Regions from separate parts of the Homo sapiens genome. Here regions 2, 3, 4 and 5 are each linked to region 1. A link is a loop called in an ENCODE intact Hi-C map of the cell type or tissue named here. Cell type or tissue: Caco-2. All regions are shown on one strand. Region 1 overlaps LOC124902897. Region 2 overlaps LOC105369698 (a long non-coding RNA gene). Region 3 overlaps LOC105369698 (a long non-coding RNA gene). Region 4 has its middle 87 kb from the start of SOX5. Region 5 has its middle 79 kb from the start of MIR920.

What was found. Hi-C counts contacts between places; a loop is a spot of excess contacts. Peaks named below come from ENCODE experiments on the same cell type or tissue, not always from the same donor. Only the 100,000 strongest peaks of a DNase experiment are listed, where the experiment ranks them.
Region 2: a loop joins it to region 1, with 2.7 times the contacts of the local background. A loop is called at or near these places in 1 of 110 quality-filtered maps.
Region 3: a loop joins it to region 1, with 5 times the contacts of the local background. A loop is called at or near these places in 1 of 110 quality-filtered maps.
Region 4: it touches region 1 in a loop (7-fold over the local background); 1 of 110 quality-filtered maps calls a loop at or near these places.
Region 5: it touches region 1 in a loop (10-fold over the local background); 1 of 110 quality-filtered maps calls a loop at or near these places.

What each region holds. Positions count from the first base shown.
Region 1 is chr12:24,752,871-24,756,870 of GRCh38, reverse strand. The region is part of intron 1 of LOC124902897; the gene reads right to left. Among named protein-coding and RNA genes, the nearest start is that of BCAT1-AS1, 65 kb to the left of the region's middle. In Caco-2, no CTCF peak of the experiment used is centred here; DNase peaks (open chromatin) are centred at 1,430, 1,830 and 3,930.
Region 2 is chr12:24,677,288-24,681,287 of GRCh38, reverse strand. The region is part of intron 1 of LOC105369698 (a long non-coding RNA gene); the gene reads left to right. Among named protein-coding and RNA genes, the nearest start is that of LINC00477, 95 kb to the right of the region's middle. In Caco-2, no CTCF peak of the experiment used is centred here; a DNase peak (open chromatin) is centred at 1,907.
Region 3 is chr12:24,614,243-24,618,242 of GRCh38, reverse strand. It overlaps LOC105369698 (a long non-coding RNA gene), which reads left to right. Exons shown (of 3, transcript XR_001749046.2): 2 at 433-640; 3 at 738-2,886. Among named protein-coding and RNA genes, the nearest start is that of LINC00477, 32 kb to the right of the region's middle. In Caco-2, no CTCF peak of the experiment used is centred here; DNase peaks (open chromatin) are centred at 2,042 and 2,132; H3K4me3 peaks cover 595 bases.
Region 4 is chr12:24,034,742-24,038,741 of GRCh38, reverse strand. It overlaps a transcript of SOX5 not described here. Among named protein-coding and RNA genes, the nearest start is that of SOX5, 87 kb to the right of the region's middle. In Caco-2, no CTCF peak of the experiment used is centred here; no DNase peak of the experiment used is centred here.
Region 5 is chr12:24,131,855-24,135,854 of GRCh38, reverse strand. It overlaps a transcript of SOX5 not described here. Among named protein-coding and RNA genes, the nearest start is that of MIR920, 79 kb to the left of the region's middle. In Caco-2, no CTCF peak of the experiment used is centred here; DNase peaks (open chromatin) are centred at 104, 594 and 2,274.

The DNA of each region.
Region 1 (4,000 bases):
CAATGCCACTCATAGTGGAAGAAATATGCCACACTTTTTTAAGCAAACAGGCTTCTTTTCACAGTGGACAGAGAATACTGTTAAACAGAGGAAACACAATATCCCTTTTCATAGCAAGAGATCAAATGTCTGCAGAAGAGTTTAATTTATACTTCTCCATGTGCCAGAGCCCAGTCTGAGACATAGCAGCATTTAAGTCCTTTCAATCAGGGCATAGTTTCCACCCTGGATGACTTCATCTCTTTAAAAATAGAATAAATGGAATTCAACATTATACTATGGGTAGGGATTATAGGAAATTAAAAGACATATAGTGCTCAACACACTAAATAATTGTGACATTGAGCTGGGAAAATAGTACTTCTGCAGAAAGTCTTTTCTGGGTATTATTTGTTAAAAAGGTTTTCTCTAGCTTTCTGGGAGAGTAGGAGAAAAGTATTGCAGTGTGGACCAGGAAGTAACTTTTATACTATGTGTGCTCAAAGTTTTTCCTCTTGAAAATATATGTAAGCATTAAGTTAGATCAGAGGTGCAACTTGAGTTCACGGTCCACCAGTCCTGCTGTCCGAGTCTTTCTGGATTCTCTGGTTTTGAAAGATTCTATTGGAGAATCTTTGGTTTTGCTGTGTTGATGATGATATGCTGAAAGTCAGCAATCTGCAGACTGTGCTCATCTGAAGTTTGTTTAGATACAGGTAGAGAGGTTAGGAGGAATCCCGTTTGGCTCAAAGAAGGCTCTGAGGTTAAAATATGATAGCATACTCTACGAACATCCTAAAATGTAAGCATGCAACATGCCCTGAGTTGTTTTTATAAAAACCAGAGTTTGTTTGTTGGTTTATATAGAAATTACCAAGAAGAGGCAAAGCTATGATGTTGAAAAGTAAAAGGGAAGCAAATTGTTCTCTGGAGGATCTTTTCATCACAGCTTACTTGCTGGCTGACTTTTGACATGACTTAAATGGTTATGTACGTGAGGTAATGTGATGTGTGATCCTAATAAATGAATATACACACCAGACCCGCCTGCAAGGGGTATATTACAAATAAGTCTTCTGTTGATGAATGATGAAAATACAATACCTTCATTTTGTTGTGCTCTCTTTACAATCATGTCTGTGGCATTAAATGGTTGCAGTGTTGAGATTTGCTCGCCTTTTAAAAAGAGCTCAGTGAGTAGGCTTTCCCTTTAGGAAGATTACTGTGGGAAAAATGGGGGCTCTGAGAGAGAGCAAGTACAAATCCATTGCAGGTGAGCCAGCACAATTTAATCACATAGTATATATTATAATACATCCCTAGGAATTCATGTTTGGTTTGAATTTGCCTGCCCAATCGGCCATAAGGAGATAGAAATGGCTTACAGTGGTTTCTGGTGCCTTGAGCTGAGTGTATGCTACTTTTCTGTTCACACATACTCAACAAAGGAGGCGGCAGCAGCTGCACAAAAGAGTTCTAGGGAGAGAGATGTACAGGTAGGAGTTTTTAAATCTTGACATCCTGATAAGATTTCAGCATGGCTTCAAAGCTTGTTCAAAAAAAAATGACCTATATTGCCAGTTTTTCTTTTGAAAATCCTAATCTGTTGCTAAAACAGAGCAAACCAAGTTCTCTTTTGTGAACTTGAGTAAACACATTCTTCATCACCATCAAAGATTGTGGCAAGACGAGGGAAGGACTTGCCTTTGTGATTCAAGAGTCCTTGATGAGTATTCTGTGCATATTTGTGGGTACAGTCATATCTTTCAAAGAACAACCCAAACCAAATACTTCTGGTAATCTCCAGGCTTTTAATGTGTGACAAAGCAGGGTAACGGGTTCAGGCATGTGAACTGGAGCCTTCCTGCGCATGTAGCACCAGATCAATAGCCCCACTTGCTCTTCTGGGGCACCTGCTTATGGAAGGAGTTCAAAATATCAGAGAAATAAGCATTACACAAACAGATGGGGAAACTAAAGCAATGAAAAGCTCTTGACCTGGCCAAAGTCAATAAGACTGGTCAATAAAGGAGTGGAGAGCAGAGAACTTAAATTGCTGAGCTCTTTGTTACAATATCATTTACAGAATCTGATGCCTTTGAGTTGGTGCGAAGGGTGACTAGGGTGAGTCTTGAGGTCATAGAGACTAATGTGTTCCACCACAGAGAACGGAGTGCTTCCATTTACCCAAATTACAGTTATTCTTATTCTTTGTGAATGTTTCAAGGAGGAAAAATGAGACTCCGTCTTGTTGGTGGCTTCTATGGTACTCTTAAAATGGGAAGTAAATTGAAAATGGGTTGGTGATGGAAACTGTATTAGTCAGAGTTCCCCAGAGAAACAGAACCAATAGGATACATACACACACACACACACACACACACACACACACACACATACATATATATATATATATATATATATATATATATATATATATATATATATATATATATATAGAGAGAGAGAGAGAGAGAGAGAGAGAGAGAGAGAGAGAGAGAGAAACGTATTTTAAGACTTTGGCTCACACTATTGTGGAGGCTTGGCAAGTCCAAAATCTGCAGTGTAGATCGTCAAGCTGGAGACCCAGGGAAGAAATGATGCAGTTTAAGTGATGAAGGGAGGCAGCTGGCTGAATTTCCTCTTCTTTAGGGGAGGCCAGTCTTTTTCTATTAAGGCCCCCAATGGATTGAATGAGGCCAACTCACATTATGGAGGGTGATCTGCTTTACTGAAAGTCTACTGATTTAAATATTAATCTCATGTAAACAACACTTTCACAGAAACATGTAGAATAATGTTTGGCCAAATACCTGAGTACCATGATTCAGTCAAATTGATACATAAAATTAACCATCATAGAACTCTAACAGGATAAGTATTGAGATGGGAGACCCTCTGCGGATGCTGGGTGCTAGAGACCTGGCCATGCAGGATATAAGCAAATATGTTTTCTGGTGGCAACAGATAATTTTCCTTTTCATTGGTTATGGTGAGAAGTGGCCTGAAAGTCATTTAGAATAAATTTCATACTCACAAGAAACTAATATCATGGAGAAAAAGATGCGCTGGGAAATTTTATCATCAGAGAAGATCACGTACTCTCATATAGCACACAAATAGATATGTAAACCTCTAAGCACTGGCCCAAAACTTGAAGTAAGTCATTTTCAAATGAAAAAAGAAAATTCAAATGAACATTCAAAACATGATCTATAAAGATCTATTAACAAATATATAATTTGCTTCTACTATAATATGGCACATTATCAGGTCCTGATTAATTATTCCCTTTGATAAGGTTGGCAAGGTTTTAAACACTTCTTCAGTCTTATAGATAGAAAGGTCAGCTTTGGAAATCATCCCTTAACAAATCCCATAGGTAGATAAGTGAGAGTATCTCTGTATATATGTTATCTCTGTATTATTTTTATATGAAAAGTACTTCTGCCAAGCCACTAACTCATTGGGTGTGAGTGTAGATAATTACGTGTTAATGTACTTTTCTCTTTTGCCCTTACAGGCGCATATACATATACATGTACAAAGGCATGAGGATAAGAACTCTACTTCTACTGTGATAATATCAGTCAATCAATATTTACTTTTGGGTACCTACTATGCACTAGGCCCTGTGCTAAACTCCAGGAATACAATGAGAAACATGATGTTCACAATTTATCTTCTATACGACTTGGAACTTATATTCTGGTGAAAGAGAGAGATACCAAAAATTAACAGACAAATAAATAAAATAGTTATAATCAGTGCAAATGTTATAAAGTTAAGGGATAGGAGCTTAATGAAGAAAATAAAGAGACCTACTTTAAATAGAGAGATAGGCAAGGAAATTGCTAAGTAGTTAATATTTAGCCTGAAGCTCAGAGGATGACAGCATTCTAGGCAGAGGAAGCAGTCATTTGACAAATTTGCAGGAAGAGGAAAAAACTCGGATACTAGAGTGGTTGGTGCAGAGCCCAGGGGTCATATGAGTTGAAACTGGGAAGGTGAACAGGACCTC
Region 2 (4,000 bases), 76 kb after region 1:
ACCTCCGAAAGGAAATTCCCCTTTCTGAGTTCTTCCATATTAATCTAATTTCTGGAATTCACTGCGTAGTGTGAAATCCCAGATGGCGGACTGGAGTGCTACTGACTCAGTTTGTTTCACATTTTTATTCAGAATTCACATAAATGTCAACTTTCCGCTGATTTTTTTCTTTAACAGGAGAAGAAAATTCAAGGTTAAATTTTTGAAGAAAATAAATTGAGTTCCTCTCAACTGCACAGATCTACTAAGCAGAAGTCAGTCATTAAGATCAGGACTAAGTTGTTTCCATCATTTTATGTATTTTAGTGCTTTTATGTTCACTTTCTTTTTAGAGTATGTTAAAAATGCACAAGTTGCTTTTGACCTACCTAATATCTTGATAATTCCTCTGTGCTTAAATTATGATATACCCAATCGTTGATTACAAGGCAGCTGGTAGCAGTAAAAGTTGCAGATTCAAATTTACTTCTCACGTACGAAACTACCTTAATCTTAAGGCATAATTAAACTCATATTAACATTTCCATATACTGACTCTTACAGCACTTATTGTGTGCTTCTCTTAGAGCACTTGTCACTTTCTACCTGGCCCAGTATACATATACATACCTCCCCTGAACTTCTGTAAGAAGGAATGGAAACTTGCTTATGTATCTATCACTGATCCTGTGTCTCAAAACACCTGACATGAAATAAAATCAATAAATATCTGCAGAATGAATAAAACAAAAGATAAATGAATGCATGTTATATTAGCCTCTTGATATTTTCTTTAGGGTGCTATTTTAAAAATGTATCAAATCAGATCACAACTATTCCCCCAATAATGAATGGATTTGTTATACGGCTTCTGATTTGGGGATAGCATTGGATATCAGTATTTATGCTGACAAATCTTATGTCAGAAATATTTTCATTCATATTTTTAGATTTATTTAGGTGGATTCAGTGTTAGTGTCATTTTTGGTCTAAAAAAATGAGTATACCACCTTCTACCTAGTATAGCCTGAGTATGTGAGGCGGTAAGGGGCTGTTTCTAAATTATATTAAGCATCTTTAAATACCACTTAGGGTGAAGGGAAGAATTGCTTAACTTTTTTTTTTTTTTTCAGAATATTCTAGGGCACACTGTGAGTTGCTAAATTATAAGTAAATAAATAACATACAAACATATATATACACACATACACATGCACACACACAAACAGGGAACATAGAAGACAGGAGTATGCATTTTCCTGTTGAGCATATAATAGCAAAAATAGTAATAATAGTTGTTAATATTTATTTAGAACTGCCAATTGTTGACAATGCACTGTGCTAAGTGCTTTATATGCAATTTCCAACTTAATTCCAACAATCATCCTACACTATAGGTACTACTGTTACCCTCTTTTTTCAGAGAAAAACACTGAAGTTTATGGAAATTCAGTAACATGACCAAGGTGATGGGTGATAAGTAGCAGGATGAGGATTCACACCTAAGTATATCTCACCCTATGCCTTTATTCTTCATTTTGCTATGTGGTCCCCGTGTTTGTGTGTGAAGTTGCTGGTCATTAGCATGACCAGCGGGGGTCCCATATCCAATCAAAGATACCCATGTTTGCTTCTTATGTTAAATCTTTACCTCCTTCTTCACCCATAAACATAGGGCAGTCAATGCAATCCAATTGCCAGTGAAATTTCGAATAAAATTTCTTCTCTGGAAATGTGCACTGAGGTTAGAGATTTAAGTGTCACCCCCTCATCTAGAGGGTGTAGAGCTGGTGCCCTCTTGTAAGAAGCAGAAAGAATTTGAATCCATCTGCGAAGTCACCTCTTTCTGGTAATCAGGGGATCTTCCCCCACTGGGTTCAAAGGGCTTCCCTCTTCTTTGTTGTGCAATTTCTAAAGCATTGTGCAATACATAAAGAAAAGACCAAGAACATATCATTGCCTTGGAAACTGCTATGGAATTTGACAGACTGTAGGTTGTTCAGAGCAAATGTTCTGTTGCTGCACGGAGTCCATGCAGTAGCAATGACTGGCAAAGTGGCTGAATGCTCATCTGTTAATCTTGATGTCAACTTAACTTGTCATCCCTGCCCTAAGGATAGGGCGGGAAGTTTGTCTTGTTTGGCTTTCTTTAAATAAGGACATTTGAATTATTTCATTCCCAACTGTCAATGATGAAATACAAAGACAAGGGCTATAGACAAAACAGCAGCTTTCTGGGGGTAGCTATCCATAGCTGATGGAGATGACAGCATTTGAAACCTCTATATTTTTATTAAATGAATTCTAACAGCATAATCTTGGGAAGCTATACTGCTTCTTTTAAAAATAATTGCAACTCTTATGCCACATTTATAACAGCAAAAGGTAAAGAAAAACCTTCTGGCTGCAGACAATACTACTTACTGTGGTCCTTTCTAATGAAATGTAAAAACAAATAAAACTCAGTAAAAAATAGGAGGAAAAAAATTAAGAAATGAAGGTAAGGAGTCAGTCCTTGGGAGCTGTTTTCCAAGAACCAAATGTGACTCTGGCTAGTTGTAGCATTTTATTTATTTGTTTGTTGGTGGAAACACTGAGAATAAAAATAAAAGTGATCCTTTTGTGATCCTGTTTGGCCGTGACAGATTCCTTCAGCATTGCCATAGTAACTGAGAGAAGTGCATTTATGAATAGACTTAGATTTCTAAGGCTTGAGTTTCCTGCCAAGAAGAGAACACAGGGTGGGGAAAACAGGGGAAAGTCAAGGCAAAGGAAAAGAAAACAGATTAAGGTGTTGATTTCCAAATTCTCTCATTTGGAGGTGCAGGAATACAATGGTCCGAGACAATCTCACCTTCTTGGGCCACCTAAGATTTTTAGACATTAAAATTCTTCCTTTTTCAGCAACTTTAGGCAATTTCTTCAGTTCATTTCAATACCAAGAAGGGGAAAACAGCCCTCTGGATCATCAACATTTATGCATAGGACGAAGGAGAAAGCCCTCTGATATGGCTAGATAAGAACACAGAGCAGAGTTAGCAAAGGTGAATGTAAACTGGGCAAGGGAAGTAACAGTCACACTTCAGGCAAATGACCTCCAGTAAAGAAAAATCACTCAGCCACCTTGTCCTACTTTTCTTTTTGCTGAGTGTCTTGATAAATGTTTCTCTAAATAATAATAGAAAGAACAATGAAAGAGAGGTGATAAATGGTGACCCACACAGTTCTGTCAGAGAACACAGAGATGCACCATGGTGAGCAGGTGCATAAGATGGGCAACTACTGCACAATCCCAGCTAGTTTCTGGCAAGAAGGAACATGAGCTCACTGGTGCCTGATCTTCCTATTTTTCAAGAGAAGCTGAAAGTCAGGGTTTATACATGAAATCTTTTGATGTTTTAGGCATGCTCAAAGATTTTAAAATAACATTAGGTCAAACCTAAAAATGGCTGGGCGCAGTGGGTCACACCAGTAATCTCAACACTTTGGGAGGCCGAGGCAGGTGAATCACTTGAGGTCAGGAGTTCGAGACCAACCTGGCCAACATGGTGAAACCCCGTCTCTACTAAAAACACTAAAATTAGCCAGGCGCGGTTGTGGGCGCCTGTAATCCCAGCTACTCGGGAGTCTGAGGCAGGAGAATCACTTGAACCTGGGGGGCAGAAGTTGCAGTGAGTCGAGATAGTACTACTGCACTCCAGCCTGGATGACAGAGTGAAACTCTGTCTCAAAAAAAAAAAAAAAAAAAAATTAAAAATTATCTTTAGGTCATAGATCACCAGTTCCTGACTTCCAGAGTGTGAGGCTAAACTCATACTTGTATCTCTGGAGCAAGAGCCAATAGTAACAAGGAAGTGACCAGAGATGAGAGATTCTAGAGATGGAGATGGGCAGCAGAGGGGATGTAGTATGAAACCTGGAAGAACTATGATCACCAGTCTCCAGGGCTTGAGGTAGAAAACAGATGCTTTGGGTTTCATATTTTAATATTCAATAAATATTTGTTGAGTGCCTGTTCTAC
Region 3 (4,000 bases), 140 kb after region 1:
ACTCTTCTTATTTCTGATACCTTACAAATTTCCTGCATTGGCATTAAAGAAATGTGTCTTAATACACATCATCTTGCCCTCCTGGAGAAATAGACTGAATTTGTCTAGGTGTTCTAAGAAAGCATACTGTGTATTTGGCCTATTTGTGGCATAAGTAGAAAACTACCACGTACAGACGCTGCTATTGTTACCTTCGAAAAAAAGAAAAAAGAAAGACATAAAAGAAAGAAAAAAGACTGTTTTAAAATTTACTTGGACTGTGAATGCATGGGTTCCATTTCCTGAAGTGTAGAGTGAATATAGACAGTTAAATAAATAATGAAAGTTACAGTAAAACCTGTGTCCCGCTAATACTCTCTTGATATTAAACAAGGGCAGTTTTGTCTTTAAAATACTAACCCGTTTCTTCTTATAACATTCAATCTCTTCTAGGAATTTCAACTGCTTTTGAACTTATAGATTGTTTCAGATTATTCACAGTAAGTGGCCTGTTTCTCCTGGAGTTTCTTTGAATTGAGAAGCCCCCCAGGGATGCCAGAGGAGAAGGGAAAGGAAACAAACCTGACTCACCACCGTCTAGTTAGGTTACAGTTTAAAGTGAGTAACGAAGCTGTGTGACCAGCAGCGTGACCTTCAGCTGGTAAGTGCTCCTCGTGGATTTACAGTTAGGAGCCTTTTAATTCATGTTCTAGTCTTGTCCAATATAGGACTTAATTAATCCCTCTGTCTTTTTGCAGCCTAACTTGGAACAATAAAATGAAACAACTTCTGGAGATGCTATATGGCTTTAATTCCATAGATCCATGGTTTGCTAAATCTCAACATTCAAATATATTAATGTTAACCTCTCTGATTGATACTGTTTTTTGGGGTGGTGATTATTTTTATATATGTCTATACAAATCTGGTGTTATTGTCTGTATAACTTTTATTAATTCATGCTATTTTCACTCTGACATGGTCTCACTATTTTAAAAGGGAAAGTGCTGAAGAGTTTAGAATAATGTTTTTTTCCCCTTGGCTCACAATAAAACCAATGTGAAAGAAGGGATACAATCTTGCCCTAAATAATTATATTGGCTAAGGTCCAGTTAGGTGAAGAATATTAGTTCCTAATCATTCAAATGGCAAGAATTTCTTCTTCACTCAGCTGCACAGGCTGGAGTTCAGTTTCCTTGGAAGGGAATTTGTATTAGTATCATGTTTTAGGAGCATCCATTATTTTCAGATAGAATTACCTGAATGTAAATAATTCCAATGGAGAGACAGAAAAATAGCAATGTATGAATACTGAAGTTTAGGAATAGTCAATCTCCATTTTCTCTGGATTCGGTAACAATCTATGCTTATGATCAGTATACCTCAAGGGAGATTAGTAATATTTATTGAACTTTCAAAGTGCTTGGGAGTGATGGTCAGAGGAGAAGCTGAGAACATGATTCCTGCATTCGAGTGTCTTTCTTAAAAAAATATAAGATCTGTTGAGGTTGCTCCACGTATTTTCATTCGATATGATAGTGTCCTAGAAAGCTATATGTAAATTTATGGTTCTGCAGATTAAATCTGGTTTTCTTATTTTGTTTCAACAAAATCTTCTTACCTGCTTTACATTTTTATTTGTCGGTCCAAGCAGATTCATTAAGGTTTGAGAATCCAGTGATAGAAAATTGTTGCAAAGTACATGAAACAAGTACTTCATCACAGTTCTCCCAGTTCTGAGAGGTATGGTGGGCTTAAAAAGAAATACAGACCTGTTCTCAGTTTGCTTCAGAAAACAATCTTGCACTAAGTAAACCACCCATTTCACATTTCTCAAATCCAGTGTTTGCTCAGTTTGTTTTGTTGACACTAGGCATAATCCTCTCCATGGGTAAGCTGTTGAGAAGTCCCTCTAGGTGAGCGAGCTGCTCCCTGCCATCTTCTAAGTGATTGCTTCTTCTCTTACTGCAGCTCACTGTGGCTGTGATCATGGCTCTCACCTCACCAAGAGAAACTGCCTGAGCTGTAGCAACCAAAGTTGGGACAGGAGTACAGTTAGTACCACTTTCCCCAAAAGATGGGACACCCACTATGGATTCATGAACTCCTCCTTATGTCAGAACGCAGATTATAAAACTGAATATCTTGTAAGGGCACCACGCTGTGTGCTAGGATGTAGATTCCTTCTCACTGACTCAGGGAGGACATTCTCTCTCTTTTTACTTATGATAAGAAAGGTATGCCTGGCCTATATTGCAAAACTTCCATGCCTGTATAAAGGGCATTCCCACTTTTTTCAGTTTAGTCTTCCACTGAGGGACAAAAGATTCTGAACAAGATCAAGGGGATAAGGCTGCACGGAATTCTCAAAGCTTCAGCTTTCACAAGTAGCACCTAAGGTTGCTGAATTCTATGTTAGTTTTATTTTTAATTTTTAAGGAACCTCTGTATTGTTTTCCATAATAATTGTATCAATATAAAATCTTACCAAGAGTGTACAAGGGTTCCCTTTTCTCTACATCCTAGTCCATACTTGTTGTCTTTTGTCTTTTTGAGAATAGCCATTTTAACAGATGACATAAAATCTCATTATGGTTTTGATTTGCAGTTTCCTGACGATTAGTGATGTGAAGAATTTTTATCATATACAGGGCCTCCTCGACTTATAATGGAATTCTCTTCCGATAAATTCGTCGTAAGTTGAAAATATTGTGACTTGAAAATGCTTTTAATACATGTAATCTGCCAGACATCATAGCTTAGCTTCGTCTACCTTAAATGTGATCAGAACACTGACGTTAGCCTTCAGTTGGGCAAAATTATTTAACACAAAGCTTATTTTATAATAAAGTTATTATAAAGAATTTCACATCAAAATTCAAAATTCTAAGTACAGTCTCTACTGAATGTGTATTGCTTTTGTACCATCATAAAGTTGAAAAATCAAAAGTTGAACCATTGCAAGCTGGGACTGTCTTGCACTTGTTAGCCATTCGTATGCCTGTTTTTGAGAATTCTATATCCAGTTCATTTGCCTATTTTTTATAAAGTTACTTGTTTTCTTCCTATTGAGTTGAGTTTCTTATACGTTTTGAATGTTTACCTCTTATCAGATATGTGGTTTGCAATTATTTTCTCCCATTCTATTCTTCACTCTATTGATTGTTTTCTTTTCTGTGCAGAAGTTTTTATTTGGATGTAATTTCATTTGTCTATTTTTGCTTTTGTTAGCTGTGCTTTTGGGGTAATAACCAAATAAGCATTGCCAAGACCAATGTAATAAAGATTTTCCCCTATGTTTTCTTCTAGTAGTTTTAAAGCTTCAGATCTTATGTTTAAGTCTTTAATTCATTTGGAGTTATTTTTTGTATGTGGTGTGAGATAAGGGTTTAATTTCATTCTTCTGCATGTGAATATCCAGTGTTTCAACTGCATTTGTTGAAGAGACTATCATTTCCCCATTGTGCATTCTTGGTAAATTTGTCAACAATCAATTGACAATAAGTGTGTGGATTTATTTCTGGAGTCTCTATTCTGTTGCATTGGCCTTTATATCTGCTTTTATGTCAGTATTATACTGTTTTGTTACTGTAGCTTTTTAGTACCGTTTGAGATCAGGCTGTGTCACTCCTCCAGTTTTGTTCTTCTTGCTCAAAATCGCTTAGGCTATTTGGGGTCTTTTGTGGTTCTGTATGAATTTCAGAATTGTTTTTCTATTTCTGTGGAAAATGCCATTGGAATTTTGATAAGATTGCATTCAATCTGTAGATGATTTGGAGTAGTATGAACATTTTATATATTAATTCTGCCAATCCATGAACATAAAATATCTTTCCATTTACTTGTGTCTTTCTTTAATTTCTTTCATCAGCATTTTATAGTTTTCAGTATACAGATCTTTTACCTCTTTGGAAAAATTTTATTCCTATGTATTTTATTATTTTTGATGCTATTGTAAATAGATTTTTCTTAATTTCTTTTTCAAATAGTTTGTTTTTAGTGAATAAAACCACAGACAATT
Region 4 (4,000 bases), 720 kb after region 1:
GTGAATAATACGAAGTTGAAAGGGTTTCCTGAGAGGGGGACCTCAAATCTAAAACATGTAATTTCCCACCATAAGAAATGGATAAAAATATGTTTTAATCTTCCTTTACTTAAATTATATTGTGCTCTACGTGGACCACTTTTCACTCTTGAAAAAAAAAATGCTAAGCTAAGTAGGGGTTGAAGTTCCCATTGTGTCAATAGACCTCAAGAATGTGGCAATATTTGGTTGTGTAATTAATTTGCTTCACAAAGCGAAGATCCCACCTTAGGATTTTTGGAACTGACACGGGAACTTCCCAAGCCCAGTCACATGTCATAGGACTAGTGAAATCCTGTTCTATGGGTCACTGGGAATCACAATAGAGCAATTCCCTCTTTACTCCTGGTTTCTAGAATTGGTATTGTCACTGCTCCAGAAGGTAGCAGGAAAGCCTGGGAGGGATGAGTTTGCAGGGCCAGTGAATTCCACATCCCTGCCACTGACAGAGCTTCCTGGGAACCCAAGATACACGTTTTACTCTGAAGAAACTTCCACATTCACATGGTTTCTGGCTGGAAGAAAGGTTTATTTGGGACTCTTTTATCTCTATCTTCCTGTGTTAATTTTGGTAGGATTTTGCTTTTGAGTCTAGAAACTGTACGATTTATAGAGGATAATTTTGTCATATTTTAAATCTTGGTTTCTACTCTTTTCCCCTTTTGTATGTCTTTCTGGGGAAATAGGTAACTGAGTGGCTTCAGAAAGCAACCTAAAAATATTTACATGCATGATTCATGCATGATTTTTTAATGCGTTCAAGTGTCAAGTTTCGGTTACTATCTTCATCAGTGTTCTGTGTAAAAAATTGCAACTGGCCCGGTAATAGTACCATTAGGACTCCAGCATGTAGTGCAAGTTAAGTGGGGAAGTGGTGTTGTAAGTTGCTAGACAGACATCAGTTAGTCTCTATTTTGAGCAAATATTTTAGTAAAAATGAATAAATAATTTTGTATTTGTAGATGTGTATGAGTGCACATTCATGACATGTAACATCTTTTCCTAAAATTTTATATTTAACTTTTGGAATAGAAATAAGTTTAAGACTGGGATATTTTGAATTTTTTAAGCTAAATATTACTTGAATGATCTATTTCACTGTATACTTCTTAGTGCATTTGATATTTGCCAGTCTCCTTACCCACTTTCTCCAACTAGTACAACCATGATCATATGTGGAAAAATTTGAAGTCACCATATGGGCAGGTGGCTTTTTTCTTATTATTTTTTATCTGTTTGTTTTATCTATACATGGTTCACAGCAAGTCTATACCTTGGTTCACATAATGATTGATTAAAATCATGGAATGTTTTTACTGTCTTTTAATGGGAGTTACTCTTGTGCTCTCAATGACAATACCAAGAAATAGGCTCCAAGGGGGTGAATGTCTGTCTACATATCAACCTATCTAGTTAATAGGATTCACTCTTTTGCTGTCTGTATATCTGTTCTATGTATGTGTGTATATGTTATTCATTTGAATTATCTTAAGAGCCTACTTGAATAGCTTGCAAAGGTCAGGGAGAGTTCAAATGATGGAAAAATGGTTTATTTTCTCCCTCCCCCTCCCCCTATCACTAATGCTAACTGATGAAGAGTGCCTGTGGTGTCCTTCAATTTAAAGAGACAACCTTGTTCATTTGGAGGGTGTGAATGCCATTCTTGTGAAATACTGTAAATAGTAATTCACAAGAGAGTGACTTTTTTATTGCCTTTACATTGATAACATGCCTTGCAAAGACTTACAGTTATCCTGCTGAATTTAAGAGAGATAAGAATGGAATGTGTGTGTTAATTTAAACATCTGTACATACAATAAAAGGATTCTTTATTGTCAGGAAATCAGATCCTATTATATATGTTTACCAACATTAGATAACTTTTAAAGTTGTTATCCAATATGTGAATATTGTATTATTTAGTTTTACCTCCCACTGCCTTCCTGAAATATTGAGAGTAGGGCTATGATCATTATATACATCACTGAGTCCACAGTTTGTAGAAATGCATTTGAATCACATCTAGAAGCAGTCTGATTTGTCATAGCAGCATCAGGTGCAGAGCAAACCTTAGTGACACAGGGACTGAGAATTGATGTCAACTGTGTGAGGGGCACGGCTTACAGTGTATTGAATTCGTACACAGCTTATTACTTAGTTCCATAAAAATATAATGCCCACATATAAAACTGATTTGTGAACATAAAAATTACAGACCAATTCGGTTCTCAAGAGAAATATCAGTTACCTTGAAAATCAACCCTGTATACCTTCGCAGTATCTAATTATTTTGTAAGGTACTGTAGAAACATTTGAGCATTTGAATGCCAAAAGCTGTTAAGTAAGTATAGTGTTGGAATGTTTAATGGCATTAATTATCATTTACACATGGGACTACCCCCTTCCTAAGGCCCAGGAGGCACTGGGCAATGGCTCACTGGGTTGTCATTAACTGTCGTTATTGCTACTAAAGTCAGCATCCTATTCATAAATATAAAGAAAAAATTAGTACTGAAAGTCACATCATTCTATATTACAGTATTTGTGTTGCTAACTAACTTATTGTTAGTGGTGCCAATTATATTGGCATTTTGAAATGTAGATGAATCTCAGTATTTTTATCACTTAAGTTAAAGCCTTTTATAAGAATTTTCTGCGTGTGTTGTATAATTTTCCCATTCTCTAGGGTTCTCCTGGTATGAAAAAAACACCCACACACCTTACAAAAGATCTGCAGAGGATTTTTGTTTTTATTTTAAATTTGATCATTTCTGAAAGGAACAGAGATCAACTCGGAAGGATAATCACCCAGACATGGATGCAAAGTTTTACCCTGGCCAGCTCAGGGTAAAACTTTCTCTAGCCTGAGATTTTGGTACTGTACAGTTAAATCATTCACATTTTTAATGAGAGAAGGGGACGGCAGCAGGGAAAACAGTTGTAGAAATTTTAGTTGTATGAATTTGAAATATTTTTCAACTATACATAGTGAGGGAGATGTTTTTCTTTATTTTATTAAGAAACTATTTACATTTAAGTTCCAGAGGAGTTGAAGGAGTGTGATTTATTTTTTAACCTAATATGCTTATTGCATTTTCTTTATGATCACTATTCCTGGATGTTATATCATTTCATTTTGGTTTCTGTTAAAAGAAGAAGTAACATTCCCACAGCTTTCTTCTATGTTGTTTCTTGATTGCTGTATTTCTTTGTTTTGGGGATGATTTGATTTATACATTGTTACAGCTTCAAGTGGCATGTTAGGAAATCCAGTTTTTATTTCTGATTTTGAATTCTTGTTTATAAATGTTTATTTGTGACTCTTAATTGTTACAGGAGTTCATGTGCCTACTGTGTGTATATAGAGAATATGCTTGGCAGGCTGAAATGCAAACTGTGGTTGTTATCATTGGTTAGCTTTTACCAAGTAAATCCATATAAAAGGACCAGAGTTGGTAAAATTAAAAAGTAGATGCCATTAAAATCGTAAGGCATAAATACAAGTTGTCAAAAATAACTATATCAAGTTTTCTACCCTCAGTGTCACTTAAAACATGCTCACAAAGGGCGTCACTGCCATCGTATATTGTCTATTGAGCACTAATAATTTGCTAGGTACAGAAAAAAGCATTGCAAAGAAGTAACCATGATTTCAGACAAAAATGTGAAACAGGATTTGGGAGACTTTGAGCTCACATTGTCAGGAGACTCTGGGGTTTAGCATTCTGTTTCATGTGGAGACCCACAGTTAATATGGTCCTTGTTGAAACTTAAAACAGCTCTATTAGTAGCTTGATTGAGAAGGGGGAAGAGGCCTAGAGTAAACAAAAATGTACGGTTTCAAGACAGCCTAATTGTATACAGTACATTTGCTTCCGCAGTTCCTTCTAATCCATCAAATAGTAAAACACACAAACACACAAATTTATTCTATTAAAGTAGATAAAATTGTTAGGTAAGT
Region 5 (4,000 bases), 620 kb after region 1:
ACTCCCTGAACACATGCAGCCCTTCCCAACATCCACATCTTGATTTCCACCTCCCCCTCCACTTGGACTGCCTGCCCCCAGGCCTCATGAACTCTCATTCTCCGAAGGTCCAGACCATATGCTGCTTTTTCTCTTAAGCATCCCCAGATCCCATCCTGACAGCCATCCCTCCATCCTCTGAACATCCAGAGTGCTTTGTTTACATCTGTCCTGTTGTAATTATTATAAGTGACATTTATTTATATTATGTACATATCTGTCTTATCTCTAAGATAGTAGGACTTTGGGAAAGCAGAGAATCCTAGTTATTCTCATTTATCTTTCACAGAACGCCAGTGCATTCCACAAAGCAGATACTCAGTAATTATTTACTGTATGTGTAAAAGGCTAATCAGCTAAAGATTATACAGGAACGAGGTTGGAGTCCAACACAATCAGATTTATTGACTTAGTAAGGGAGGGAATTCCAAGGAAACATGGAATTCCTATGACAAGAGTTAGGAGAGAGCAACTTGTGTTAGGTTGGCTTCTTACTGAAGGATTCAGAGGAGGGTCTAAGGGAAGGAGGGATCCGTTTTGGATTGGTTGCTATATCTGAGGCGGGATTGGAAGTGGGAATTAACTTGTGATTGGATACTGTCATAATTTAGGCTAGGGTGGTTTAGCAGCAAATGGGTATTCCCAGGAAGAAATGAAAATAGCGGAGCAGGTCTGGGGTAGAGTGACATCAATAAAAATGAGGGAGTCCTTAATGGCATTTTGTAATTCCTGCATGGCCTTGGGAGAAACAGTGTTTTCTGTTTTGTTAGTTTGTTTTGTTTGCATTTGGCTTTTTCTGTGTCTGTCTTTGCAGCCTGATTCATGGCAAGGCTGTTTTCTTTCAGTCCAGGACAGATTTTAACTTTTACAAATAAGTGAATGTATTTTTAAAAATACAGAGGAAAGGTACTTTTTTTAATCCCTGGATTATTACTTAAAAACTAGATAGTGGAAACTAATCATTATGAACGGTTGGGAGAATACTGTTCTCCTTATGTTCAGTGTTTAAAAGTGAATCTCAAATAAATTGTCAACACTTATTTTTACTTTTCCTTTGGGCAGCTTTCTTTGCCTTGCGTCACTGGGTAATTCTGTGTTTTTGTTCAATTCTCCCATCTCTGGCCCATTGTTCATTCTTAATACAGATAGAGAGCTATAGAGATGTGCTGAGAACATTTTCACCATTTCTTCATTTTCTTGTTCACCTCCCTCTCTCAAATGTCTTTGGTTTAATGGATCAGAAGCCTGGTTTTGTGTATGTGTGTTTATGTGTGTGTGTGCATGTGTTATAAATAAACACATTTATAACACACTGACACAGACACACAAAGTTGGTTTTAGACTGTTTTTATTAAAGTTTTCTCTAGAGCAGAAACAAGTATAATCAATGCTAGAAATTGTTAAGCCACTTTCTTCTGAACCTGCAATCTTTAAAATTAAGTGAAAATTCCTGATGGCAGGCTTTTTCATGGTATCCTCACACACAGTGTTCTCTGTTGCAGAATTTCTCACAGCAGTGGTTTTTAAAAGGTGGCAGATTCCATCCATTCCAGCAGATACTTTTCTTCATTCCTTCTGAATGAACCCACTAACACAACCCTTAAAAATTTATTATTTTTGTCTTTAAATGGATACCACAGCTGAAATCATATATTGTTTGTCTCAATTTAAACATTAATGTTTCTTCACCTGCATTTATCAACCTGTCTGCAACCAGAATGTTTAGAAGCAACAATTTAAAAAAAAAAATTACCTCATCATTTTAGAATTCACAAGAAGAGGTGTTCCATTAGCAAACTGCTCAATTTCTGATTCAGTAGAACAAGCTAATTTGCCCTAAAGTAGAAGCCTCCCTTCCTGATTTTGTCAAATGTTACCTGGGCAGCTCTGGTCACGTGGCAAAGAGAGAGTATGCCAATATTTTTGGTGTGTGCTATATATCAGAATGTGATTCTAATCATTATATCCCTATTTGCATTTCTCTGGCTGTCTGTTTTCTTTTTAATTGGGTTATAAAACAATTAGTTAACACCATGTCTTTTTAGAACTACCCGAGAGGGCCAGGAGCTGTTTGTTCTCCCTGGACCAGTCGGGGAGAGGACCCTAAGGAATCTCATTTTATTTACAGCAGGGTGAAGGTCACATAGAAACAGTTTTTGTTCTTGTGCTCTTGCTTTCTGTTGTGACCTCTCTTGCATTGTTTGGCATCCCCGCCACAGTCCCCCACACCCCCCTTTGTGCTTTGAAGAGCCGCACACCAGGTGTTCCTGTTCTGAATTACACATGAAAGAACCACATCCCTGGACTAATTAACTAGTAAACTGTACCCACCTCCCCTGGGTTTAATTGATGCTGCTCTTAAAAGGGGAAGGCAGTTCCTCACCCTATCTGATTAGACACCATAGTCATCTCTTCTTTATCTTTCTTAAATGTAGAGGATGTTCCAGGTTATTTTGACAACTAGGTAAGGCGCCAGAGCCAATAGGACAGTTTGTAAAACTATTACCCTGGATGAAAGGAAACTATTCCAGACTTTCCTTCATGACTTTTTAAAGCTGTTCGCATGACTCTTTCTCCAGGGAGTGACATGTACAGAGTAATCTACTTGCTCGCAGTAGCAAGACCCAGAATCTCATCAGTAGTTTTATGCATTTCTGCAACGATTTTCCTTTTTATTAAAACAGAGTGGGAAGCCTTTATGCCAGTGAGTGCTTTATATTCCTATTGTTATTTTTTACTGCAGTGTTGGAAATATTATATAACTATTAAAATGTGTAGAATTGGATGTTTTATCATCTTACCTCCAAGGATAACAGCGCTAGGTTGACTTTATCTTTTACTTACTGCAATCCTGGTCTCCTGATGTAATGACATGGTACTTTGGGCAGTCCTTTCTAGGCATGGACAGGTTGTTGTCCAGGGAAATGAGGTAATTAGATGTATGTGTAAACCCTTGCAAAAGCTTATCATTTCTGTTCTTCCTGTCCCCTCCTTTAATGTGTTTTATCCTGTTTTTTTAAGAATGTTAGGATTCAAAATTTAGTTTATGAGTTCTGTCGTGTTTTCCATCATCATTTGGTGGTGGCGTTTTTGCTTGTTTGATTTTAAAACTAGAATTCAAATATTTAGAATCAATTTTTATGTTGGAAGGAATTTTAAAAATTCTCTTTAAGAATAGTTTCTGTATAAATTTGGTTTCCTAGAGTTGCTTCTTAAAATTCTAACCCAAGTATACGGATACTGTATTTCTAATGGTTTCCTCCTTCAGAATAACTTAAGAGCCTCCTTTCTCTTTCCATTGTTTTCCCACTTTACATGAACATCGATGGACATTTAGTCCTGTAATAACTAATAGCACAGGATGTGAGAAGTCAAAACGAATTAAAAATATATATAGATACCACATTGTTTTCCTAAAGTGTTAGTAAGAAATCTTTGGTTTTGTAAAACACATTAAACCTTAACAAAAGGTTAGTTATCCTGTTGGGAAGCTTTGCTCTTCCCAGGGTGTTCGAATGATTTACTTACCAGTTGCACACAGGATATACATAGCAGGATCATTCTTAACTGTTTAATTTGTTTAATTGAGAGCTACTTGGTCATGGGCATTGTCTGATTATCTATCGTTTCTGTATTCCAACCCATAGCAGACTACTTGGCACATGTATGATCTACACGTTTGTTGAATGTAACTGAAGTAAGCCTTTTATTTTTAACTTTTTACTTAGCATTAGGGATTGAAGAGAGCCTGGAATGGGAACGTAACACAATGTAGAGCAAACAGAATCTCTCTTAAATTATCAATGAAATGATAACAAGGATGTGGTCGTGCTCCTTGAGCTAAATAACTTCAGTAAGTCTGAATTAGCCCCTGACATGAGAGATAAAAAAGAAAAAATGCAGGAAATCTAGTCCGTGTAGACAAAATGTATAGGTCATGGATTTGTACCCAACCATCCTG